Regions from separate parts of the Homo sapiens genome. Here region 2 is linked to region 1. Evidence: chromatin contacts called from ENCODE Hi-C or POLR2A ChIA-PET data. All regions are on one chromosome and are shown on one strand. The core of a region is the stretch at or near the end of the contact, and the rest is flanking DNA. Distances in the headings are between cores, read along the strand shown. Region 1 overlaps NTRK3 (neurotrophic receptor tyrosine kinase 3). Region 2 has its middle 20 kb from the start of ISG20.

Region 1 (2,700 bases), core at 94-2,593:
AACAGATGAGGGCTATAAAAAGTATCTATGCTTGTGGGGATGAGGTTCTGGGGTGTAGTAATAGGAAGACAGAGAAAATAGTTTTACACACACACACACACACGTGCTCATTGAAATCTTATAATAGTCCTGCCTTATGTTTATTATTTTCATATGAGAAAACTGAGGATCAACAAGGTCAAGTAGCCAGCCCAGGGTCTCAGGATGTAAGAGGCAGAGTCATGATCTAAAGCTTCATTTAGTCGTTGCCATAAATAATTAGGGTTGTATATGTAAATGATCTCTGGCCCAGTAGAAGGGATAATGTCAGCTTCTTTCCTTCTCTTCAGTGGACCAGATTTGAAAAGCTATCAGAAATAAGGAAGTGGGGAAAGATGGACCACAACAGAGAGAACACTGCCTGCAGCCCCAGGTCAGGAAGCTGGGAGCAGACCCTCAAGAAAGAGTCACAGGCCCCAGACCAGAGAGCTCCACACCCACCCCAAAAGCAGCAGACCCTGTCTCTAAAGCTGATAACCTTGTTAGTAGGAGGACACTCATTTGTGCATGGAACAAGACAGCACCTGCTCAAATACAAGACTGCCTGGAACAGACAGACGAGCCAACGATACTCTCAGAAGCACTGTCAAAACCAGCCAGTCCAGGCAGGGCCCATGGCCCTGGTTTGCAAGGCACTTTCGTAGCCACCTCTGTGTATGGTTATCTCCTAAAGCAGACACGGGATCTGCAGAGGTTAAGAGAAGGCGCCAAGCTCTCATCTCTAGTCAATGCCAGGACCTGCTATTTTCTGAGCACTACTTGTCGTCCGGTAATTTCCAAGCTTGGGTTGGTGGGGGCAGGGAGAGGGGAGAGATTCCCCCACACTTCAGCCAGGGCATCAGACAGCCTGAGAGCCTGTATAAAGCTCGCTTCCTCCATGATACTAGCCCCACAGTGAAACTATCTGTCAACTTCTCTATTAAGCCTGTGGGTCTTCCTGGGCTACCTTCCATGCATTCACCCCATTACCCTCTGTGCAAATGTGCTGATCTCTCCTGCTGCTGCTGAGAGAAGGCTGGAAGGAGAGCACACCAGGTGGCTTTCCTCCATCCAATGCACTCGCCCAGCCACCTCCTTCCCAGGAAGCCAAAGGCTCATGAGTCAGAAAGTCCGGGTCCTGGAGTCTCACATCCCTGGACTGCAGAGATACAATGGAAGCAGGGTCATCTCGGCGGAGAGATGCCCCTCATAGAGGAGAGCTGACCTCTCTGCTCAGCCCTGGCTCAGGAAATGCTCTGAAAGCCAGGGCTGACAGTGCACTTCTCACCAGGCTAGCGCCACACGCCCGGCTCCCGCCCTGGGAAGCCATCAGCCCAGGACCGTCTCGTGCGCCACACTGCCCTCTGGTGGCCACCAGGAGTGTAGCCGCAGAGGGAAGCCAAAATCTTTTAAGGTCTGTTTACAGAGACCTCAGACACGATGTGCACAGAACACAGAAGAGACGCACTTGTGCCTGTGCCAAGACTCCCCCAGATACACGCACGCAGCCCTGTTTCCCGCGGCAGGTAGCCGGGTTTAGGACTTCGAAGCTACTATTGCTCCCTTCGTGTTCTCCTCTTCTCTGCAGCACTCTAAGAGCTCCTTTCCCCGCCTGCCTGTAAAAGCCCGAACCCCTCAGTCCCAGAGCAGACACCAACAGGCGGATGGAGACCCACACCAGCTAGCGAGGCAGGGCCCTTCGTTCTGGGCTGCCTTGTGCCAGGAACTCACTGGGCGATTGGGCCAAATCAATTCACCTCTCTTGATTCCTAAGTTCTTTCTCTGTAAAACAGTGTTTGGCCCCAACATTTTCTGAGGCCCTTTCCAGATCTAGTAATTTATGGTTCAAAGTCTTGATCTTCTCTCTAACTCAGAAATCTTCCCAGTAGTCTAGAAAAGGAAATAACCAACGTGGTGCCCAATTATTTACAGAGCCTAGCGAATACATCATTGCATAGGTCTGAACATGACAGTGACCCTACGGGGGTGCCGGGCTGGAGAGTTCCATGACCTCAGCTCTCAGAAGTGCGAGGCCAGTGGCTGAGCGATCATGAAGCAAGCTCACACAGCCAAGAAGCAGCAAACGTGGAAAATGCACCAAACCCTGCCCCACAGTTTCGGCTGTTTCACAGAAGAAAGTTGTATCTGTCTCCCACACTAAGAGCTCATCCCTATGGAGAGAGAGATGGAGCTTCCATGAGCAATGAAGGTAGAGAGGCGGGGTAAGGTCGCGGGGGGATAAAGGCTGCTTATTGTGGAGAGGACCAGGGAAGGACGCAGAAAGAAGCTCTAAACATCAGCTTCCAGCTCCAGCTGCCCAGCGCTTTAGACACCCCCCTTTTGCTCTGCACCCAGAAATGCTCCTGGCACCCCAAAGCTCTACCTGGGAGAAGCCACTCAGCCCTCTGCTCTCCCATCCAGGCTCTCGCTGGCCATGAGCACCAGGGGCATAGTCCTGCTGACCACGGCTCAGCCCAGAGAGGAGCTGGCTGGGACCCAGCCACCAGCTTTCTGAATCTCAGCCAGCCTCAGCTGGCACCTGTTCTGCTGCGGGCTGACCTGACCTCAGAGGCCAGGACATCATGGGGTGGATGAGGAGGCCTGGGAAGAGGGTGTGGCTGAGACACAACTTCAGGAGAAACTCCCTGTTGGGAACAGGTCAGAAGGAGAGACCAAAAGCCT
Region 2 (2,780 bases), core at 40-2,539, 410 kb after region 1:
TGGGCTTTCCTGCCACGCAGGGCTGAAAAGAAGATTGAGAGTCTGTATGCAGGGTGCCCAGCACTGGGCGGGGGGCCGGGGCAGGAGGGGCAGGGGCTGATAAACAGCATCCATCACTACTGATCTAAAAATCAAGAGCTGCCTTGGGGCTGCCCCTCTAGACTCCTCAACACAATTGGAGTCGATGCCAGCAAATGCGGGGTTTATTCTGATGAGGTTTGAGGATGGGAGAAGGAAAGGCGATGTTTATTGAGGTGGTAATGTCTAGCCCACGGGGAGCCCTATCTGGGGTCCCAGTCAGGGCAGGCAGCTCAGGCTATCTGGTGTCCCCTGAGCCGATGGGAGGGCCTGCGTCTTAGCAGGTACTACTTCCTCCTCCTGCAGCTGCCCCAGCTGAGCCTACAGGGTACACCTAGAGAGAGAGAAAGGTGGGTGTATTCCAGGCATCTATTCCAAGGGTCACAGATGAAAATGTCTCAAGGGCCTGTCCTGAAAAATAAATGACTGAAACAGACCAGCTGTGCTGTGGGGAACAGGGAGTGTACGTCTTGCTGGAGCAGGCAGTTACCACTCAGCCCCAGCTTGCTGCGGCCATGCACAAGTGCTGGCCATTGTGCACATTGTCAGGGCTGTGTCTGGCCCACAGGCCACCAGTCTGAAACCTAAACTCCAGTCCACCTCCCAGCTGATACCTGACTCTTTCTGACTGGGAGTCATCTACCCTTGGCCTGGATGTGTCCAAGGACAGAAAATCAACTTCTCAAAAGCACTTCTCAGAGGGTGGGGGCCCTGGATTTAGGCATAGCAAGGTTTGTCCCCCTCAAGCTCACGCCCACAAGAAATTCAATCCCACTTTAATGAGGTGACCTGTGACACATCTTCAAATGGTTTTCATGTCACCATCCTCTCCCGTGAGTCTTTGACTTTCCAGGTTAAATGTACTCATTTTCTCAATGTTTTCCTTTTATGTGAAACCCCTCCCGATTTCTCCTCTACCCCCCGCCAGCTGCCCCCCTACCCATTCCTACAACCTGGCTTCCTTGTCCCTTCTCTCCCCACACTCCCCAAGCCCCGCTCTCAGTGGGTCCTTAACAAACGGGGAAAAGGTGGAGAGAGAAGCAGGACCCAGGTGAGCTGAGGGAAAGAGCAGCATCCACCATCCAGCTGAGGCTGGTGGAAAGACCTGCGACACTGGCAGGATGAACTAAGGTGTCAGGGACAAGAGTCACTGCCTGCCACCTAACCGTGCAGGCATCAAAGAGACTTTTTGGGTAGCTGGAAATAACAGTCTAAAACACGGCCCCACCTTTCTGAGCACACCTGAGTCACCTCTGACTCAGACCCAGACTCCTGGGCTGACCCAGTGAGGGGATTGGAAAGGCTGCCCCGCCCCTCTCAGTCCCCTTTTCCGTCCCCTCTTCCAGCCCATCTCAGCCAGAATAGAGAAAAGTGCGGCTTCTATTCAGGGGTGTACTCACGTTCCTCCTACCCTGAACCACTGAATGTCTCCAGGCACATCCCAGCCCCTGCTTCCCCACTGTCCCCCAGCCCCATCCGAAGGCCCATTGTTGTCTCCAAGGGTGTCAGCCAGCCCTGTCCCAGTTCCAGGAGTGGTAACCAGCACAGCCCAGCTTCCTGTCCAGTGTTCTGCGGGCTGGGCCAGGCTCTGCAGCCAAGAGGCTTACTCACTGGTGGAACAATTTCTCCTCTATATGGAAAGAACATATGCTTTTCCTGCTGGGGGATGAGAGACTTTCGAGTAGCTTTGCCGAGACGTGGAGGAAAAGGCAAACGCTGGCCTAGCCCCAGCACCCAGATTTCCAGCAATGTTTGTCTTGTGGCAGAAGCTGCAGGCCTCTGTTCCCAGGCACATGGGGAGGCCCAGGGAACACTGCTTGGAACCCTTGGTTTTAGGGCACTGACCGGGTCCCCTCTTTCAGGGATGGATGTCCTGCCCTCCTCATTCTCCTATTCCATTCTCCCAATTTTAGGGCTAGAACAGAGCAGAAAGACCTGAACTTAGTTCTGCCAGAGCCCCTCTCCAGCCTTGAGGTCCCTCCAGAATGGAAATGTCAGTGCCCACCTCAGAGGGTGCTTGTAGGTTTATAGGGACACACAACAAGTACTTAAAAGACAATAACCACTGTGTTGTTATTAATGTTGTTCTCCTCCCAATGCATGTTTACTCAGCATCTCCTGTGTGCTGGGGGCTGTACTCGGCCCTGGGAATGAAGGTAGAGGAAGAGCTGGCTATTGCCCCCAAGCTGCTACCTGCCCCCGCTCCACCCCCTTAAACATGTTCATGTGCATACACCTGCAGGGCATAAGGCACAAATAATACAACACTTATGTTTAAAAAAAAAAACTAGTTTTTGAAATAACTTGGGATGGCCAGGTGCAGTGGCTCATACCTGTAATCCCAGAGCTTTGCGAGACCAAGGTGGGAGGATCACTTAAGGCCAGGAGTTTGAGACCAACCTGGGCAACATAGACCCTGTCTCTACAAAAAAAATACAAAAATGAGCCAGACATGGTGGTGCATGCCTGTGGTTCTAGATACTTGGGAGGCTGAGAATGGAGGATCACTTGAGCCCGGAGTTCAGTGCTGCAGTGAGCTATGATTGCATTACTGCACTCCAGTGGCATAGGCTAAATAGCAGAGAGAATACAGCTAAATGAGAAATTACTGAGCTAAATGACTTGGTTGAGAACCTCATCCAAAAGACATCAGGAAGGGATAAAGAAATGAGAATGAAAGACAAGTCAGGAGATAGAAAAGA

What was found. Hi-C counts contacts between places; a loop is a spot of excess contacts on that map. ChIA-PET counts read pairs that join two places held with the same protein, here RNA polymerase II (POLR2A). Pooled maps may share reads with other maps.
Region 2: a loop to region 1 is called in a map of CD4-positive, alpha-beta memory T cell, with 8 times the contacts of the local background. The contact joins two enhancer-like sites. A Hi-C loop is called at or near these places in 2 of 168 maps with a recorded cell type or tissue (CD4-positive, alpha-beta T cell and CD4-positive, alpha-beta memory T cell), 1 of 37 single-sample maps with no recorded cell type and 9 of 50 pooled maps. POLR2A ChIA-PET finds 5 or more read pairs at or near these places in 1 of 52 experiments (OCI-LY7).

What each region holds. Positions count from the first base shown.
Region 1 is chr15:88,245,613-88,248,312 of GRCh38, forward strand. The region is part of intron 3 of NTRK3 (neurotrophic receptor tyrosine kinase 3); the gene reads right to left. Among named protein-coding and RNA genes, the nearest start is that of NTRK3-AS1, 5.8 kb to the right of the region's middle. Within about 2 kb of position 1,344, at least 2 of the 41 ENCODE cell types and tissues checked have a DNase peak (open chromatin) inside an H3K27ac peak, as active enhancers do.
Region 2 is chr15:88,658,107-88,660,886 of GRCh38, forward strand. No RefSeq gene overlaps it. Among named protein-coding and RNA genes, the nearest start is that of ISG20, 20 kb to the left of the region's middle. Within about 2 kb of position 1,290, at least 6 of the 41 ENCODE cell types and tissues checked have a DNase peak (open chromatin) inside an H3K27ac peak, as active enhancers do.